Regions from separate parts of the Homo sapiens genome. Here regions 1, 3 and 4 are each linked to region 2. A link is a loop called in an ENCODE intact Hi-C map of the cell type or tissue named here. Cell type or tissue: dorsolateral prefrontal cortex. All regions are shown on one strand. Region 1 overlaps TPH2 (tryptophan hydroxylase 2). Region 2 holds the start of TRHDE (thyrotropin releasing hormone degrading enzyme). Region 3 overlaps TRHDE (thyrotropin releasing hormone degrading enzyme). Region 4 has its middle 140 kb from the start of TRHDE.

Region 1 (5,000 bases), 250 kb after region 2:
TTTTCCTGCCTGTGACATCGATCCATCCATTCATTCATCTATTCTGTGACATCCATCCACTCATTCATTCACCTATTCTACAAATACTTCTTGAGCAACTATTACATGCCAGACTCTGCCCTAGATGCTAAGGATATGCAATGAACAAGGCAACAAAGCCTGTGATCCCATGAAGCATATATGCTACTGGGATGAGACAGGCAATAACAAAAACTAAAATCAATAGCCAGATAATGTCAGGTGGAATACATTCTATGTATAACAAAACCATATAATATGTCAAATATTAAGCAGGGAATGTGACTATTTTAGAAAAAGGGTCAGAGACAGCTTCAGTGAAGGGGTATTGTTTAAGCTGCAAACAGCTTTAAAAGCAGCTTTTCATTAAGAAATTAAAAAGGCAGCTGTGCAAGGATATAGAGAAAATGATGTTCCTAGAAGGGGGGACAGCAAGTGCAAAGACCCTGAGGCAGGAATAGATTTTTATTTCCAAGAGCAATGGGAAGTTGCTGGAGGGTTTTAGGCAGGAGAAAGATATGTACTAACTTAGCTTTCAAAAGGTCATGGAGGTACTGCATGGAAAATAGATTGTAGGGGAGCAAAAGTGAGTGGAAACAGACCAGCTAGATGGCAGTGGCACACAAGAGTAGTGAGTGAACACGAGTATGACTTGGGCTAGGGATGGCAGGGGGTTGGGAGAAGTAAATATCGCAGAGCCCTTAGGAGAAGAACCAAGATAAATAATGTAAATACATGTTGAAAAGCTAAAATACAGCCTCCAAGTATATCCTCTAAAAAATTTGCATAATTCTGGGTGCAATGAAGGGAAGTAATCATACAGTCATAGAATAAAGCACAAAGGCTTGGAAGTATCTGGGATGTTCAGCTCTCCTATTTTACCAAAAGGAAAATTCAAGTTGAGGAAGATGAAGTGATTTACCCAGGAGCAGTCTAGATGGTGACATTTAAGAGATCTAGAGCTCAGGATTTTAAGGAGCTTGACATCAACATCTGTCACATTTTAAAGTTTCTAGATAAAAAATTAATAGATGCATAATTTTCCTTCACAACCAAATAATGGAGAAATAAAAGTCTAAAATGGAGGAAAACTAGAATGTCACAGTATCTTCTTAGTGTGCCTTTGGCTGATTTTCCTAATTTATATTGCACTTACAACACCTGACACGAAATCCTTGGAGCCTTAACATTGAATATAGAAGAGCTCGTGGAAAAAATGTGCTATCAAATTCAAAAGCATCCAAAATACACGTTCAGAGCCAGCTACAGGAGCGTTTGGGTCAGCCTATTAAGCACATGTTTAATTTTTTTATGCTGAATCAATGCATACATAATTCATGGTCACATTTATGATCTGAACCAAAACACGCTAAGAGAGCCTCTGAAAAAATCTGGTGTGCCATAGACACAGTCTTCACATAGATTTGGCAAACCATCCTAGTTTAAGGTAGGAATTAAAAGGTAGGTCTGCATCAATACAACTAAAGATTCAAAGATAAATCTCTCACCCAGTGTGTCTTTGGTTAATGTGCTTCTAGAATCAGAGCAACCTCAGAGGAAAAGAGCCCCTGTGCTCTTCCTTCCCATCACTTAGAATGCTCTCTGGCCCCAGACCTCATCTGGGAGTCCTTCCAGAAACTCTGGCCTTACATAGTGCCATCTGCTCATTCCCTATCTACCTTTCCCTTTGGTTTCCTGCTGTCCTCAACCAAGGAAGGTCCCTAAATGCTGTTTCTACAGCCCATTCTGTTTAGAGAATTAGACCTTTTAGTCTGAGACAGTTTTCTATTTGCAGCTCCATGTGTTGTTAAGAGATAAAGAGAAATGGTAAGTTGCATCTGAAATTAAGTTATTAGCAAAATTTGAATCACAAACTTGCTCAGGATAATTTTTCTCTTTCTGTTTTCAATACTGGTGAAGACCTCAGAATGCATAGGGCATGATCACTAATCAAGAGGAGAGGGCAACCACACATTGATTGCTACAGTCTGGTTTTAAATGCAAAGCCTACTTAGAGTTGCACTCGATGACCCCTTGAAGACCCTTCAGAAGTTGAGGATAACTAATTGCTTCATGAACGTTTAAGAAAATATAATTTGGTTTCCTCAGATAATTCTCCAGATGTGGATCTATAATATATTCCCTAGAGATTTACCAAATGAATAATCCTACCTATTATCAAGAAAACAAAAAAATAAAAATATGCTGAGACTTGTAAGAACACCTGTAAAAGAAAATTGCAGATTCTTGGCCACTAATGTCTTTTAAACAGAAACAAATAATAATACTAAGACTAACACCTCCCAAATTGAAGGGTATCTTTCATCAAAGCTGGTGTTCATGAATTCCAAATTTTACATACTATTAATGACATGTAATTATTTATAAATATTTTATTTGGATATAATTACATATAATCATTAAAAACCAAAACAGAAATGATAGCTCAGACCTCTTTTATGGAAGAATAGCAGAGGCATTTACATACATGCAGTCATTAAGCAGAAGAAAGTCTGAGTGACAATCTGAAATCCAAACACGCTGTCGACCCGAGCTGCAGTGAGTGTGCTTAGGAAAATGAGATAGGTCGCCCAATGCTGCCATCTTCAGATCACTACTGGTAGTACACCATTCTCGCAGCAGTTCGGGCCTAGCCAAATGGGCAGTGGCAAAAGCTTGAAGGGACCAAGTCCACAGACACAGAATCACACCAATAAAATATGTAATGGTGCCACCTGGTGATTTATAAAAGCACTCTATGCAAAACCCTTCTTATGTTTGGCATTAGGCACCTGAAGTTCTTGCTAAGGTCACAATTAAAGAGATGTATGACTTTGTCAAAGAACACTTGATGGGAAAGAAATTTACTATTCCCATTTCCCTACTGAAGGGCCCTTTTGCCTCCCTCCTCTCACTCCCTCTGCATCCCTCCTTGAAATAATTACATAGCCTCTTCCTGAGGGTCCTTGAATGTTCATAAATTAGATTAAAATGATACATATAAACTTCTAGGAGGAAGCCCGAGTTGCCTACTTCTTTCACTTCCTCCAGGATATTGGCTTACACACATCATTTAAGAAATAAATTCCTGAGTAAGCAAGTGAGGAAGTGACTGAGTGATATATTTTCCCTATCGCCTTCCCTAAAAATTTGATCTTGCATATTGGTAGCATATATTTTAAAATAATCACATACATCATTCCACATCTAGAATTCCATTAACTATATATCTAGCACATAGGCAGGAAGCAAGAAGTTATCAAAGAGAACTTAAAAGGGCCCTTTTAAGATGGATTTGAGATTGGTTTGAGATGTGCCAAACATAACAAAAAGTTATAGGCTAAATTGGGTGTACTTCACTTATAAGATACTCCCTCAGGTCCTCAGACCCTAGTTATCTTTATCTTGTACACAGTTCTAACAAAGCTTAGTTACGTAGCTTCCAAACCCACACCCTCACTTAGAAGGGGAACAAGAAAAATATGTCCAAAAAGCAGCCCAACCCAAAAAGTTCATCAATACAATATTTGGTGTTTGAGTAAATAAACGCTCCATATTGACGTTATCACTAAAGAACTGTATAATTCATCAATTATATAGAAATATGAAAATAATAGGAAAACTCAACCAGAAGAAGGCTTCCTCATTTAATAAAGTGTTCTCACATATGTTATCTTACTGCCCATTGTGAAGTAGATAGAGCACTTATTATTTCCATTTTATAGATGGGAATACTGAGACTCAAAGTTCAAGTGGTTTGCCCGGTTCCAAAACTAGTGGTTGCCAGAGCTAGGAATCATGCACAAGTTTCCCATCTACAAATCCAGCATTCTTTTCTTATCAGTAACTGCACTTATGGATACAAGGCCACTATCAGTCAGTCACACTGGCACAGCCATTCCTGTTGTTGAAATACTGAAATATTTCCAGGATGAGTGTAAGTAGCTATCACCTTATGCTCCCCATGACCCCAGCCACTGACACTGCCCCATCTCTTTCTAGGTTTCATCCCCCGCACCCTCCCCACCACTGCCACTTCTTCATGATCTAGCAAATAAAGGCTCAATGTCTATAAAGCTGGGAATTCCAGGGTCCTTTCAGATGCAAGTCTAGCAAGCATCTGTGCTGTTAGGGGCCCAAGTCATAACAAAAAGATAAATCTCAGAAAAGAAGACTGTCACTCAAAGATGTTCTAACATCAGCGGCTGTAGCTTTGGTTAAGTGCAGATAAAAACACATAAAGCCGGGCGCGGTGGCTCACGTCTGTAATCCCAGCACTTTGGGAGACCGACGCGGGTGGATCACGAGGTCAGGAGATCGAGACCATCCTGGCTAACACGGTGAAACCCCGTCTCTACTAAAAATACAAAAAATTAGCTGGGCGTGGTGGTGGGCACCTGTAGTCCCAGCTACTGAGGAGGCTGAGACAGGAGAATGGCGTGAACCCGGAAGGCAGAGCTTGCAGTGAACCAAGATCGCACCACTGCACTCCAGCCTGGGTGACAGAGTGAGACTCCATCTCAAAAAAAAAAAAAAAAAAAAAACAACCAAAAAAAAAACCACATAAAAGGGCTCTGTGGCTCACAGCCTTCCTTTCACAGTGTTTTTACTAACATTTTTCCATCTAGTTTTTGAGAAGACAACTAGTATGTCAATGTATACACTTACAAAGTTGTTGAAAGGTAAAGGCCCCTCAAGGTCTGCTCCCACTTACCCCTTTACCACCTACCCTAGCTACTAGAGTTGGAATTTTGCTATATCAAAATGTCAGTTTACAAGCAGCAAGTGTTTTCCCACCTTTAGCCAAGATTCCTTAATCTTGATTAAATTGCAAATGACAATAGTACTGAAATAAGAATGAGGCTTCATAGCTAAACAAAAAGCTTTGGAATAGAGGTTTTAAGGCAATAAAAATCAACGTTGGGAACCAAAAGTGAAAACAGAGGCTGCATTGCTTAAACTATGGAGGTCCCACTGCCTCT
Region 2 (5,000 bases):
ACCTGTAAAATAGGGAATGCTGATAATAGCGTCTACCTCATAGGGTTCTTGTCGGATTGAGTACATGGGCGTGCAATAAGCACTAGAAGTAGTCATGTCAGGAAAAGGTTAATTACCTTCCTCAAACCTCCACCAGAGTTAGATGAACAGCAGAGATTCGAACTCAGTTCTATTGGATTATGAGGTCTGAGCTCTAAACAAGTGGTGAAAAGCTCCACGGCCTCTCGGAAATTTTTTATAAAAATACAAAACTACACAAATGTAAAACGCGGCAAAGACACTAACAAGGCATTTGAGACTGACAACTAGCTTTCCCACCGCTTGGCCACTGGAATCATCTCCAGAGGCAGCAACTCATAAACAAACAACCGGAGTCGCCCTGCCTTAGCACAGAGCTGGCAGCGCCCGCGAGGCCACTTATCGCTGGCTCTGGCCTTGGCAACCTCCACCCCCGTCCCGGTCCTCTCAGCCTATCTCTGGAAACCACTCTTTTCACTCCGAATCTCAACTTGAAGTTTGGGGAAACTTGACGCAGCCAAAGCCCATCCTCTGCTCTGCACCTGGCAGGAGACTAATAGTCAGGGAAGATGGGCATGTTGTGGGTGGGGGTGGAGAACGGTGTGTCCCTGACCTGCCCTGACATGCTAACCTGGATGCGCTGTTGTCTTGGCCTTCAGCGCCACGTATTTTCCCTCGACAGTAACTTGGCAAGCTTTTCATGTCACTCTGGCATCGCTCAGATTATCAGCTACCCTTCAGAAAAAGAGCCCTGCGTTTCGATGGCTAAGGAACTCTGACAGGAAGAGGAGAGGTCCCGACTAGAGGAGGGGGCAGCATTCATCTTTTGGCACCGGTGAGTCAGTTTGCGAAGTTGGCGGCAGCGAGACCCCGAGGCATCTGGGAGACCCCGGAGTTCTGACTGCCCTACTCCGCTTTCGTTTCCTTCCCCCCACCCCTGGCTTCCCGGGTATTGGAAGCCAGCTGGGTCCCCGGGGTCGCAGGCCGCCCAGAGGTTCGAGCCGCGCGCCGGGGTGGGGCAGCGCGGGGCACCGCCTCCCTCCATACCTTCTCTCCCCGTGGAGCACATAGGAGCTGCGGAAGAAGCCCAGGAGCTCATTCTCGATGAGCGCGTTGTAGATAATCTTCAGATTGTAATTCCTCTGCGCGTCCAGTGTCCTATTCAGCACCACCACTAAGACCTGGGTTTGCGGGTAGAGGAAAAAACCGGCTACAGGGACAGCCCCGAACGCCCGGTCCTCGGCCAGCTGCACTTTCTCCACCGCCACTCGGGAAGCGTGCAGCACTACGTAGCGGGTGGCGTTCCGGCACGCGATCTCCACGTTGACCTCCCCGGAGAAGGTGAAGTTCTCCATGAAGGCGGTGAGCATCAGATTGTAGTGCAGCGGCTTCAGGTGGCCCGACAGGCGCAGCTGCGTCCACGGCTCCCACGGCTCCCGCTCCTCCTCCGACGGCGGCTGGGCCGACGTGGTCCCCGGACTGGCCACCCCACCCGCCTCGGGCTGCCAGGAGTCCCCGCCTGCGTGGTGGTTGCGCCGGGCCGATCCAGGGAGGCTCCCGTTGCCGCCGCGCTCCGGAAAGCCTGAGGGGCCACCGTCGGCGCCTGGCGTGGCACTCGCCCCGCACTCGTCGAAGCGCAGGCTGAGCAGCACAGCGAGCATTGTGACCGCGAGCAATGCCACGAGGGACACAGCGAAGGCCAGCACAAGCCGCTTGTGTACGGCGATGTGGCGCTCCGTGGTGCGGGGTCGCACTCCCACTGAGTCTGCCCACGGGTCGGAGAGCCCCCTGCTGCCAGCCCGAAGCGCGGCGTCGTCTTCCCCCATCGCGGCTGCGAAGGGTGAGCTGCTCTTCTCGGCCCCCTCCTCCTCCTCCTCCTCCTCCTTCTTCTTCTTCCTCTTCTTTTTCTTCTTCTTTTTCTTCTCCTCCTCTTGCTCCCCCAGCTCGCCGTCCAGGGCCATCACACCGCCTCCTCCTCCTCCCCCGCCCCCTCTGGCACCCCCCGCGGGCGGGCCACCCGGGCCACAGCCAGAGCAGGCATCGGAGAGCTCACGCGGGCCGAGGGCGCGCGACTGGGGATGCTGGCCCGGGTTCTTTTAAGACGGGTTCTGGACACAAGCGACGGCAGCTTCCGCGACCCCCATCAGCCCCGCCTCACTCTGGACACCGGGCTGTGAGCTCTGGGACGCGCCCAACTTGGAAAGCGTCTTGCTTGCCCAGCGCGCGCTACTTCTCGGACGAGCACCCGGCGGCGGGGCACATGCTGCCCCCGCCCCTGCGCGCCTGCGGCTCCCGGCTCTCCCTCCCCTGCGCCGCGCTCTCGCCTCGCTTTCCGCGGGAGCCTTCCAACCGGTTCTCGGCTAGGGAGAAGGACGGGAGCGGTGGGAAGAGCGAGGGTGTAGAGAGGGAAGTTAGGGCTTTCGCTTTCTCCCCCCACTCCAGCGGCGGCGTTCGGTCCTCTGGGTGGAATGTGCTCGCAGCAGCAGTGACGGCGGCCACAGCACGGGAGGCACCCGAGCCATACACCCTGCAGCTGGAGAGAAAAGGATGGCCGAGGTGGGAGAGACTAGAGTGAACCAGCAGGAGGAAGTCCCAGGGCCGCGAAGCTACGACGGAGATCCGTCCTGGAAAAGCCTTCTCCACCCTGGGCACTTTAAGCGGCGGTGGCGGCAAACGGCAGGAGGTTGCAGACCCGACAGCGAGACTCCCTCATTCCAGTCTTGCTCTGCCCTCCGGAGATGACAAGTGAGAAAGAAGTGTCCGGCCGGGCCATCCCCTTCAGGTAGATGAAGCTCTGGGTTTGCTCCATATCCCAAGGGGGAGAGCCGAAGTGCGTATGTCCGAGCGCGTGTGCATGTGTGTGCGCGTGTGTGCGTGTGTGTATATACACAGGCTTCGGGTTTAGATTGCCAGGGCTACTCCAGCTGCATTGAGGGACTGAAACTCCCAGAGAAAGGCAAAGGAGAGGGAGCGCGCGAGGAGGCAGGAAAGGCGGGAGGGAGGGGAGCGACTGAGCGGCAGAGGCAGGCACTGGGAGATTAGAGAGCTTTTCTCCGCTCTGTCACACCAGACACCCACAGCCACAGAGGGGGTTGCTGAGCCGCCTGCAAGAAGTACATTGTAAATCTTCAGCGCAACAAGCCCCGCAGTCACCCCTCTTCCTGACTCCTTAGCCCCACCGCGCTCCAGGGAGAGATCCTTGGAGCCTTTGGCTATTAACATAGAGAGCAAAAGAAGATCCTGCTAGGGAGATGTGGCTGTGTCAGATTTCACATCAAGCTCGCCAGAGGATTTGGAGGATTGTATGTAAATTGAAATAAATTCTCCAAAACCTGACTACATATATTACATTATACTGTGCGATGTGTCCAGGTGTGCAGTACTAAAATAATGTTAGCAATGAAGCATTAAAATCCTCCGGAAGTAAAGGCCAAAGCAAGGTGATGTTTTCCCCATAGGATAATTCCCATCTTTAGATTGGAGAAACGATTAACACACAATGTCTACAGTGTAACATTCAGGACCAAAACCCTGAGACTGAGAAAAGCTGGGCTTATTAGAACGGTGAACGAATACATTCCATGATTGGTCAGTTTTTCATTTCACCTAGCCATAATTACTTTCTTGCAGCTTTCCAGTGTTACCATGAACATTGTTTTAACTTTGTTAGGATAGTTATCAATAGACCAGTTTGCTGACAGCAGGCAGCATCAAAATAGGTTCATAGCCCATTGGCTGGTTATGGACTCTTGTCTGAGTATATTGGAGTTTAAAATTATACTGCAGAGTATGTATAAGTATGTGGGATATCCAACCTTCAGAATTTGTGCGAAGAACTCTAATTGGAACAATATTCAGAAAACAGCCACCCCAAAGGTGACATCTAGGAAGCAGGAGTCTCCAGTGTTTAGTAAAACAAAGTGTGATTGGCTTCTGGGTTAATTAAAAAAGTGAATAATAGAAAATTAGGTAATTCCTTTTTACATGTTTCTTTCATGTCTTCAAATCTTGAAGGCATTTTACAAATCATGTCCATAGCTATTTTCTTACAAAAAGAACTGGTTAATGCTTCTGGCTTTGGAGTACTGAAAATAGACAATTAAAATATTGTGTTTGGCTTTAAAAGCATGACCAAAGAGAAGAGACCAATTACACATTAACCTTAGCTTGATAACCACTAAAAACACAGCCCTGCTCGAGGAAGCCCTTTTTCATTTATCCCCAGATGGGATACATGCTCAATGCCATGCATTCTAAATGTCCATTTGAATCATTTTTAAATGATGATGAAAATAAGTGCCAGGGTGGGATTTTTTAAGCATGTTGTATGTGGGCCGTTAGCAACAGACCAAGGGAAATGCCACATTCTGTTCAAGTTACTTTTTTCTGCTCTGTTTTTAAATGTCTGTACTCTTGCTGTCCATATGTATCTGGCTGTATGCATTTTAAGAGTTGAGGAGTTGGGGTTCATTGGTTTGTTTTCACAGAATCAGGAACTATAGTGCAAGCAAGTAAGAGGAGCCCTGCGATCCTCAGCAGGTCACCAGACTTCTCTGACTTTAGGGTTTTAAACTGGTAATTTAGTATTACTGATCCAATATCCATGGATTGAGTACATTTGATTATCAGAGGCTTCTGGAATCATCCCGGGGAGTCTAAGACCCACTGCCTAAAGGAAGAGGTTACCCACTAAGGGATCTTTAAGACTTTCTCTTTCTAAAACATTAGTCAAGAAAAGATTCAAAGAAGGCTTTTTCTGTTTGTCTTTTTTTAAAAATGTGTACAAATTTGTGGGATACATGAGAAATTTTGTTACATGCACATAATATGTAGTGATCAAAATCAGGGTATTTAAGGTGTCCATCACCTGAGTACAATACATTTTTGCAAGGTATAGTCACCCTACTGTGCTCTCAAACAGTGAACAGCCAGATTCCTTCTGTCTTGCTGTGTGTTTGTACCCTTTAACCCAGTTCTCTTCA
Region 3 (5,000 bases), 71 kb before region 2:
TTCAATGACATCATGTTAGTAACTGGAAATTGGCTTTAGTGTGAGTATATACACCATATAAATCAGCAAATACTGTAAGTCAGGGCTGGATTTATTTTTTCTTCATTGTCTAGGCAGAAGAAAGTGATGGAGAAAATATTAATAAAACCAATTAATCTTTAAAATGTGTCATGTCTGTAGCTTTTACATGTATGTATTAATACAAAAAATGAGAAAACATTCCTCCAGTATTTAAAAACTATTACACAATTTAGCGTAATAGTTGCACTCCTCATTAATTAACAAGCGAAGTTCTATTTGCTTGTTTCACTTTCACTTGCTCATCAACATAAATAAACATATCAACCACTGTGCCATATGTCAACCACGTAGGAATTATAATCAGAGAGCTAGTTGTTAAACATACCAGCACACAGTAGGCCCAGAGTCCATTTCCAAGGCCAACATGAACCTCTTTTTTTAATCCTTCCTCTCAAGTGTGGACCATGCTACCTGTAGTGTGTGCCCCTAGGGGACAGATGTGCAGCCAGGGGTGTTCATCCATAAGAAGAGTGTTCCTCATGATGCTTGACCAGGCAGGAGCAGGAAGACAAGAGGGTTGGCAGCAGGTCAAAGCTCAGGGGTGGAGGCTTGGGAGTGGCCTCCACTTCTGCATGTATTAGGGGCAATCCAGGACCCATACCACTCTCTCTAATTGTATTTTCTTTTGCACACCAACAGCACACCAGACTATTGGAATTCTCTGCACAATTGTTCTTGCCAAACCCTTGCTCATGTAGCCCACTTGCATCATCCTATCACTGGAACCCAAACCAGGACATGGCACACGGTAGGACTCAGCAGTTTAAAATAATGAATAAATTAATTTTATGGATTCCAATCTTGGTCCATTATCTATTAGCTATGTGGCATTAGGCAACACATTTAAGGCCCTCAGGCTTTAACTTCCTCAGCAGCAAATGAGGATTAATAAACCTTTTTTGTAAAAATTAAAAGATATGTGATAATTATAGCAGCAACCTTTATTAAGCACGTACTTGCTAGGCATTGTGCTTGATGCTTTATACAGATTATCTCATTTTAATCCTTGTACACTTTACCTCTATGAGAGAAATATTACAATAATTATGCCCATTTCAGAAATGTGGAAACTGAGGCTTTACAAGTTTATTTCTGTATCATAAGACTCAAATAACAGTTCTTCATCTACTCCTACAAAAGCCATAATATATTTTGGGTCAGTATTTAACTTTCTATAAATTCCAATACAGTGATTATTGAAATATTAATAAAGATGTAGCTCATCTTTAATCTGGCTGTATGTTCATGAAATCTTGTCCTGAAAAGCAAATGAGTCCAGTGAAAAATAATATATATATATAAGAAATGTAATAAATATAGATAAAGGAGATTAAATATAACTACCATAAAACTGGTTTAGACAGACAAGAATAACAATAGCAAGGTAAGTTTTCAGTGAACAATGTGATAGAAATGATATATTTCAGGACACCAACCAGCAAGAGGTTCCCCAGCCCTGAGAAGGGATCTCTCACTGTAGAACCAATGAAGTAGAAGTTCATTTTAGGAAGTTCAACCCTTCCTTTATATCTTTTAAGTTTCACATTACTCTATCTACAGTCAATTCTTTTTTTCACTTCAAAAATCATATAAGAAAGTATATCCATTGAGAAGAATACTCATCATCAGTTATGAATGATTTAAAACAAATAACACTGAAAACATAAACAATTGGCATAATAAACAGGAGAGAACACATAAAATTGAACTTAAAGTGACACTTAATAGGTTGACATTTACACCTGGCTTAGGACAAGAAAATGTGGAGTGTTATGGACTATAGTAAGAATCATGCAAATCTTAATGATATTTAACTTTGCAACTCAACACAGTTGACCCTTGAACAGGTGTTTGAACTATACAAGTCCATTCATAGGCATATTTTTTTCAATCAAATGTGAATTGAAAATATAGCATTCACAGGATGCAAAATTTGCATATATAAACGGCCGACTGTTTTGTATATTCAGATAGCACAGGTCAACTGCGAGGACTTGAGTATGTGTGGAGTTGAGTATGCACAGGGGCGGGGTGGGGGGTGTTCCCTGGCACCAATACCCAATATCCCACATATCCTGAGGGACAATTGTACTCATATTGAGAAGTGACTTTCTCTGTTTTCTTCTTTGGGTGATTCAAGTCGACATCATCAATATATGCTATCTATAAAGCAGCGTGATTAAGACCATAGGCTGAAGTCTGACTGCCTGGCTTAGAATCCTGGTTCTGAAAGTTAGTTATGTAGCCTTGTGCAAGTTATATAACCTCTTCATTCCTCAGTTTGCTTAGTTACACGATGGAGGTAGTAACAGGACCCACCTCATAGGACGTTAGAATTATTACATGTGTAAAGCACGCACAACAGTGCCTGCCACATAATAAATGCTGTACACTGGCTATTAATTATTAGCGTTATCATGAAAACTAAATAATATCTCAAAGCTTAGTTGCTACAATGGCTGAGTTCCAAAAAGATGAAAGGGAAAAAAAATGCTCCATCCAAGGTTCCTGTCTATAAAACTATATTACACAACATTATAGTGAAGAAAGAAAATCAATGAATGTGTTCTAATTCCTATATGTACAACTTCATCTTCCTCTAATATTAAGACAATAAAAATAGCTCTTCCTCAAAGATACTAGTTAAATCTACTTATAAAATATATAAATTATACTCCAATGTTTTTCTCTTTATTCATTGCTTACCTCACTAGTTAATGAAAATAAAAAAGATTAATTCACCCAATTCCACATCTCAATCGCCTATACTAACCATATTCTCTTCATTATTTCTTTCTTTAGGAAACAGGAAGAGTATATTCAAAAAGACTATTTAGGGAGAGATATGTCTCAAATTTTTAGCAAATACCAGGAATCTCCCTCTTCTTGAAAACCCATTCTGTTTTCTAAGAGTTCAAGATACTGAAAATTAGTTTGGAGTACACATTTAAAAAGAAATGATTAGACGAGAACTAAAACAAATTCTTAGTATGGCAGATTTAACTTATTTTCACTTAAACCACATTGCTCAAGTATTTGCCAATCTAGCAAAAAGGTTATAACCATGATTTTCTTTAAAGTAGGTTATTGTGTAATGATAAAAATGAGTGAATAGAATCAAAATATAACAGTAAAACACAATTTGAAAGAGAAGTAACAAATATGGGCAATTCTTTCTCTAATTGAGCTCCAATTTTGTTTCAAATCACTCCACAGAAATTTGGGAGTTTTTAAAGTCTTTTTTTTTTACTCATATTTGTATCCTGAGCAATGATTTTGAATTGTGTATTTCAATCCTTCCTAATACTGACTTATTTCCTGCTGTTTTGTGGCTTGTCATTTCTGTAGACTAGTTCTTCCAAAATCATTTTCAAACATTCCTTCTGAATATTCTTGTAACTTAACAGCTCAGGATTTTGAAGAAGTTACTTTTAGAAGACTTTTAGAACTGTCTTTATAAACACCAGATTCATCTTCGACAAATACATTTGTCCGCAGATACATGTTTTAATTTCTGTTGATTCTACTTCCCAAATATCTTTCAAATACTGCCCTTTGACTCTGTCGTTGCTATTGCTAAGCTCTACCCATCACCACTTCTCATCTACATTAATGCACTAATTTTAGAACTCTCTCTGCTTCTAATCTTAACTCCTTTCAATTCATCCAATTTTCAAGTTTTCAAAAAAATTTCCAAAGCAAACATCTGATAACAACACTATCTGCTTAAAAACCATCAATGCACTCTTTCATCTATGGAATAACAATGAATCCTTTAATTTGAATAATATGATATGCCAGTTAGAAAATTATTTGCAAATAACAGAAACAAAATCAGACTTAAGAAGAAATATGGGGTGATTCACAAAACTGAAGCTGGAAACCATCATTCTCAGCAAACTATCACAAGGACAGAAAACCAACCACCACATGTTCTCACTCCTAGGTGGGAATTGAACAATGAGATCACTTGGACACAGGGCGGGGAACATCAGGGGGTTGGGGGCTGGGGGACGGATAGCATTAGGAGAAATACCTAATGTAAATGATGAGCTGATGGGTGCAGCAAACCAACATGGCACGTGTATACCTATGTATCAGATCTGCACATTTTGCACATGTACCCTAGAACTTAGAGTATAATTAAAAAAAAAAAAACTGAAGGAAAGCCTGATAGAATAGAATGAGAAAAAAGAGGTTCCAAGTTTTAGAAACACATGGATGGTCCTTTAGGAACACCCTCCATGTCAGCTGTGGGTCACTCAGCTCATATACCATAAACAAATGGAAGAAATGGGCAAATACCATGGCTTAGCTGGGTTAAAGTCACTGCCCACTCCCGTATCTAACAAGATTGTACCCAGTGGGAGGTGATAGCTTCTGTGGCAGAGACTGCTAATTATTCACAATATTCTGTCTTTTCATCCTATTTTTAACTTCATATGTAGTCCTTTATAATAAAGCTTACAATTTTACCATTCTACACCGTGTGACCATGTTCTGGCCAATGGAACATATGAGGGGGCTACTGTGTACAACTCTGGGAAGTATCCTTAAAGATGAGGGCAAGCCTTTTTCTCCCTTTCCTCTTTCCTGCTGCTTGGAATGCAGGAGTAGATGGGTCTAGCACCCATCTTGGACATCAAGTGGCTTTGAGACTGTAAGCCACCCACGGCAGGACAACAGCATAGAGTGAAGTTGAGTCCCTAACACCATGAAGCACTACAGCAGCATCAGACTGACTACCTCTATACTCCTTTTATGTAAGAGAGAAGTAGGCACATTTCTAGTATAAGCCACTGTTATTTGTGGGGTTTCCATTATATGCAGCTAAATCTAATCTGAACTAAAACAGTTCCTCATAGCAAACTCAATGTGGTAATACTGGAAAAAAGTGAAATGTGTGCTAGACAGAAATA
Region 4 (5,000 bases), 140 kb after region 2:
AATGGGTTATGTTATGCTTCTGTTCCATTACAGTGCACGTTTTTTAAAACCATCAAGAGCCCATTTTGCAGATGTTCATATAGCCTCATAGCACAGAGTTGCTTATATTCTGCACTGAAAATAAGCCTAGACATAGTCCCTTCCCCAGCCAGCCACAGTTCAGAAATTTTAGAAATATCTAAATTAATTGAAACCTGACTCTTTCACTACATATTCATGGTCCAAATAAAAGATGAGCATTGGTAGCCCTGCTGATGCAAATGAACAGCATACTTACAACAACACCAAACCATGCAGCAAAAGTAGAAGAGCAGATGTCTCCAGGAAAAAACGAGCCCCAAGATATCCATTACTGAGCTGCCCAGTACCGTGATGTCAGTACTGATCACAAAAAAAAAAATCATAGAGAATAAATGCCACAGGGGCAGCACATCTGTCCCAGTAGCATAACTCAGCCCAAGACCTGGATGGAAGCACAACAGCTTGCTTCTAAAGGGAGAAAAATCCTCAATGAAGGCAGAACAAACTTAATCTCAGAGTTCAGCGGTAAGTCTAGAGAACACTACTCATCAATCTCATCCACACAAGGCACTTGTATTTTATCACAAGTAAATAGCCCTTGTGAGTCCTTTCAGAGACTTGAGGCAGCTAAGAATACATTTTTCCCTAGTCCTTTTATTTAAAAATAACTTGTAGTTAAAAAAAAAAAAAAACATGTTTACACACTATAGAAAAACCATGAAAGCAGGTTGTCCCAGTAGACAGTTATAGGGCTAGCAAGGCTACCAACCACTGCTGAGCTTTGTCCCATGTATTGATTGAATGTGAGACCTAAGGCAGGCTTCTTCATCTCATTCTGTCTCCATGTCACCAATGGAAAGACCAGGTCAATAAAGGTGATATCATATCTCATGGGGGTTCTGCAGAACTGGTAATGAACGGAAATGTACTTCAAACAAAAAGATTGTGTAGAAATGCTTGAAAACAACATGACAAATTAATAATAAACAGAAGAGAATTGACAAAGCTGAAGAGGCTATGGAGACCTGGTCATTCCGATTACGCCTCTGGAAAATGACACTTCAGTGCCAATTTTGAGTGACTGAGCTAGAGTCCAAAACCCCACAAGCCCTGGGCTTATTGCCAGTTTTCATCTGATTTTCTGTTGGAGCCTGATGCATTTTTACATTCATGCTCACATCCTTGTCTTTTCTTTTTTCTTTTTTTTTTAATAGTGTTTTGCATATTGTGATGACTAATTTTGAAGCTCACACATATATCCAAAACAGAGCAAACATAAAGAGTCTAGCGTCAAATGACATATTACCATTTTGTTGGCTTGAAATAATTAAGGCAGTATCACAATAGCTATTAGTCATTGCTTTCATCATTTGTTTATCTGGAATTATGCAAATTACACAATCAAATTGTCCAGCTGAAATTTGTCTCCCACTCCCCCACCTCCTCCTCTGCACCCAGCCCCCAAATTTCCCTACTTTGAAAATAGCTGCATTTAGAATTGCAGAATGTCAGTGAGCCAGATAAAGTTAACATATAGCATAAAGGGAGTTCAAAGAACTCCTACGTATTAGGAGTTTTTCCCTTTCTCTTCTTTTTAAGAGTAAATTCAGGTTGTGTGGAGCCTACAGCTTATACAATTTGAAGACCCTCTTTGAGAAAAAAAAATATACTATACAAATAAAGTTTTGCAAAAATATATATTGATGGCAATGCATTGCTAGGGCCCCTCTTAGGAACTTGGAAGGAGACCATGCAACTGAGAGGGCCTGAAGCTGAAAATAAATCTGCTTCTATCCCTAAGTAACAGGGCTGGCGTGGATTTTTCCATGTATCTCATTCTTCCTTATCCTACTTCTTATGCTCCTTTCCCGCGTTTTCTTCTGTAATCCCTTGCCTCCAACTTTTTTTTCTCCAGCCGGGGCAATAGAGCGATTCTGCAGGTATGTCAGGACACCCCTATTTGTAGGATGAAGCCTAATAGGGACCAGCCCTCTTTCTGGAAAGTGTCCAGAAATGAACTTAGGGGGAAAAAAACAGACCAAGGACAATGAAATTAGTTTCTTGATTTGAATTTTCAAACTATGGTTACTTTTCTAATCCAAATCCTGGAGAGAAGGAAACCAGAGATCAGCCTGTGCCAGTAACAATTAAGAAAACCTGTCAGTTCCATCATAAGATATTAATGTTTATTCCTAAGAAAAATTTGACCCAGGACCAGGCAAACTAATTTTAATTAGAGCAAGGAGTGAATTAACAACTTTAGCTGCCAGCACAAACAAAAGCCTAGAGAAACCAGTTTGCTCCCCTTGCAGTCAGCAACATCACCTATCTCCAGTGCTTGCTATCTCTCTGCATATAGAACAGCCACCCAGGGAAAAGCTGAGGAGGAGGTGAAAGGAGAGGCAGCTGTTGTCAGAAAAGGGATGCTGCAGCTTTCGTAGTCCCAGCAGTGTACCTAGCCCAGGAGCAACCAGGACAGTAAGTTACTTAAATATTCCATAGAGAACCCAGCACACTCATTATAGTATGGGTCAGGAGATGGGCAGCCTTTGGCATGCAACAAGGGACACCTAGTGGCCCAGTGATGGACCTCTATATCAGTCATTACCCCACAAGTTCAGCATAAATGCTGTGATGTTAATGTAATTTTAGTCCATCTTGAAATTCAACCAACAGATGGAAAAATACATAGTATACTGAAAAACTGTTGGGTGCTTAATGTTCTAGCCCAGGCATCTTATAATAGGACTTCTTCTGGTACAGTGATATTATCTTCCCCAGCACCTCCTCCCTCTCTTCCAAACCTGCTCTTCTTGTAATCTCTCCCTCTTCTACCCGACACAGCAATCTCAGCCATTGTTGATTCCTGTATTACCCACCACTTTCAAATTGTTGTCAAACTATGTCGATTTCTCCTCTGAAATACAGCTTGAATCTGTTACCCTCCATTCTACTTACACTGTTACTGCTTTCACTAGGACTCACTAATTTTGTCTGGATGATGGCATTAACTTCCTACTGGTTTCACAACTTTCAAACTCTTATTTCTTTAATTCATCTTTAAATTGTCAATAGCTATTTTCTGAAGCATGAATCTCTGTGCTTTGGTACTGTATGTATACTTACAAAAGCTTTCAATGTCTCCCCACTGGCCACAAAATAAAAATTCATATTCTTCATCATGGCACCGATTCTGCAGACTCATCTTACACCACTTCCCCTGCCTCCACCATGTCCTCTCTGCTCTGGCCACATGGAGGTCTTTTCTATCGTCCCTTCTCTTTCCATCTCCATGCCTGTGTACATGCTATCTCTGTGCTTGGAAAACTTCTCCTCATCAAGATCCAGGTCGCAGGTCCCCTTTTCTACAAAATTTCACTTGACCCACCCTCCTCCAGGCTGAATTCACATCCTTGCTCTGGGCTGTCTTGTAGTGTCTATCAGTCTGTCCTGAAAGATAATTCTCTGTGTTCATGTCTGCTTGTTAGGGCACAGGTTCTATTCATCTGCGTGTCCCCAGCACCCAGCACAGAGCTGGCATGTGAATGCATCCATAAATACTTATTGAAATAAACAATCACCTCAAACACCAAGGTTTGATGTGTGAACTTAGAGCTCAGGGTTGGGCTGATTTTATGTGACAACTGCTTTTTCAGTTGTTGGAGAGAGAGTGCAAGAGTATTGTAAGGAGGTCAGATTCACTCACATTAGAACTTCATTAATCAGAAAAGGTGGAGACTGGAAAGGGGACTGCTTGTATCTTGAGGCTGTACTCTTTTAATTTTTAATCCTATACCCAAATGTCCCTGACTTGACTTTCTGATCTGGTTCCTGTTGGGCGCATGAATGTTCTCCCAAAGCAGTGCCCCCTGAAAGAATGAGAATGCCAGTGTTTCTCAAAACTGGTATAACCCTTCAGCCTTCAAAACTCTTTTTTGGCTATGAAACCCCAGCTCTTTTTTTCAAGTGCTGTTAACTACTAGTACTACTAGAGACAGCCAGCTAGCCTCACAGTCTCCAGCAGGCAAACCAGCAGGCTTCCCACATTCCCCACTTGATTAAACAACTTAAGGTAGCGCAGGCTGCAAACTCCAAAAGTTACAACAGGATACCTTTCCAGGGTTAATTCTTATTGTTAAAATATCCTTCCCCTGAGACGCTCTTACTCCATTGTTACATCATTAAAGGGTAGGAATAAAAGGAGTTAAATTCTTTTTAAAAAATTAGTCATCTGCAAATAAGCTCTATAGTAGGTTGTATTATTGTCCTTGATCATTGATCATTCGTTACTCCATTCCCAGTGAGAGGATGACCTATCCCTGCCTATTGCCATGTGACTTGCCTTGCCTCCTTGTAGGGGGAACATGCTTCCCCTCCTTGCCTTGGCTAATGATGTATGAGCAGGAATAACAATGCCAGTTAAGAGCAGAAGCTTTAAGAGTCATTATGTTTTCACCTGTTCACTTGATTTTTATCCTTTACACAAAGAAAGTATGTCCCAGAGTGGGCTGCTCCCTGAGCTGGGATTTTAGAATGATATGGAGCAGAGCCTGGCAAATCTCAAAAGAGCTGTCGCCAGACAGCAGCCATTGAATAACCGATATTTGAGGATCATTTTGTTAACTGTAGCACAACTGAAAACAATCCAATCATTTCATGCAAATATATCAAAATAAAAATACTCTTATGAAAGCTCATGTGAATCAATAAAGGGAAAACACAAAGTTCCCAAAAGATATATGGGAAAAGGGGATAATTTTAAAAAAATCTATTCATTAACAAATTTAAAATATATAGCACTGCTATAAATTTAAAAATTAAATGAAAATAACAATATAATTTTTGGTAAACTTAAAATACATTAAGTAGAGGCCGGGCGCGGTGGCTCACACCTGTAATTCCAGCACTTTGGGAGGCCGAGGCGGGCGGATCACAAGGTCAGGAGATGGAGACCATCCTGGAGAACACGGTGAAACCCC

Evidence for each region. A loop is a pair of places that touch in the nucleus more often than their neighbours do. Peaks named below come from ENCODE experiments on the same cell type or tissue, not always from the same donor. Only the 100,000 strongest peaks of a DNase experiment are listed, where the experiment ranks them.
Region 1: it touches region 2 in a loop (4-fold over the local background); 23 of 110 quality-filtered maps call a loop at or near these places.
Region 3: a loop joins it to region 2, with 2.8 times the contacts of the local background. A loop is called at or near these places in 4 of 110 quality-filtered maps.
Region 4: a loop joins it to region 2, with 2.6 times the contacts of the local background. A loop is called at or near these places in 5 of 110 quality-filtered maps.

What each region holds. Positions count from the first base shown.
Region 1 is chr12:72,014,878-72,019,877 of GRCh38, reverse strand. The region is part of intron 8 of TPH2 (tryptophan hydroxylase 2); the gene reads right to left. Among named protein-coding and RNA genes, the nearest start is that of TPH2, 79 kb to the right of the region's middle. RefSeq lists a silencer at 2,540-2,709 and an enhancer at 2,475-2,769. In dorsolateral prefrontal cortex, CTCF peaks have their summits at 2,387 and 2,615 (motif pointing left); a DNase peak (open chromatin) is centred at 2,607.
Region 2 is chr12:72,269,623-72,274,622 of GRCh38, reverse strand. It overlaps TRHDE (thyrotropin releasing hormone degrading enzyme), which reads right to left and starts at 2,253. Exons shown (of 19, transcript NM_013381.3): 1 at 1,066-2,253. The coding sequence starts at 1,979. TRHDE-AS1 (TRHDE antisense RNA 1) reads left to right here and starts at 1,114. Exons shown (of 2, transcript NR_026837.1): 1 at 1,114-2,800. In dorsolateral prefrontal cortex, no CTCF peak of the experiment used is centred here; DNase peaks (open chromatin) are centred at 1,502, 2,232, 2,672 and 3,002; H3K4me3 peaks cover 5,000 bases; H3K27ac peaks cover 3,889 bases; H3K27me3 peaks cover 1,508 bases.
Region 3 is chr12:72,340,372-72,345,371 of GRCh38, reverse strand. All of the region lies in intron 2 of TRHDE (thyrotropin releasing hormone degrading enzyme), which reads right to left. Among named protein-coding and RNA genes, the nearest start is that of TRHDE-AS1, 69 kb to the right of the region's middle. In dorsolateral prefrontal cortex, no CTCF peak of the experiment used is centred here; no DNase peak of the experiment used is centred here.
Region 4 is chr12:72,131,263-72,136,262 of GRCh38, reverse strand. It overlaps a transcript of TRHDE not described here. Among named protein-coding and RNA genes, the nearest start is that of TRHDE, 140 kb to the left of the region's middle. In dorsolateral prefrontal cortex, no CTCF peak of the experiment used is centred here; a DNase peak (open chromatin) is centred at 2,462; H3K27ac peaks cover 4,003 bases.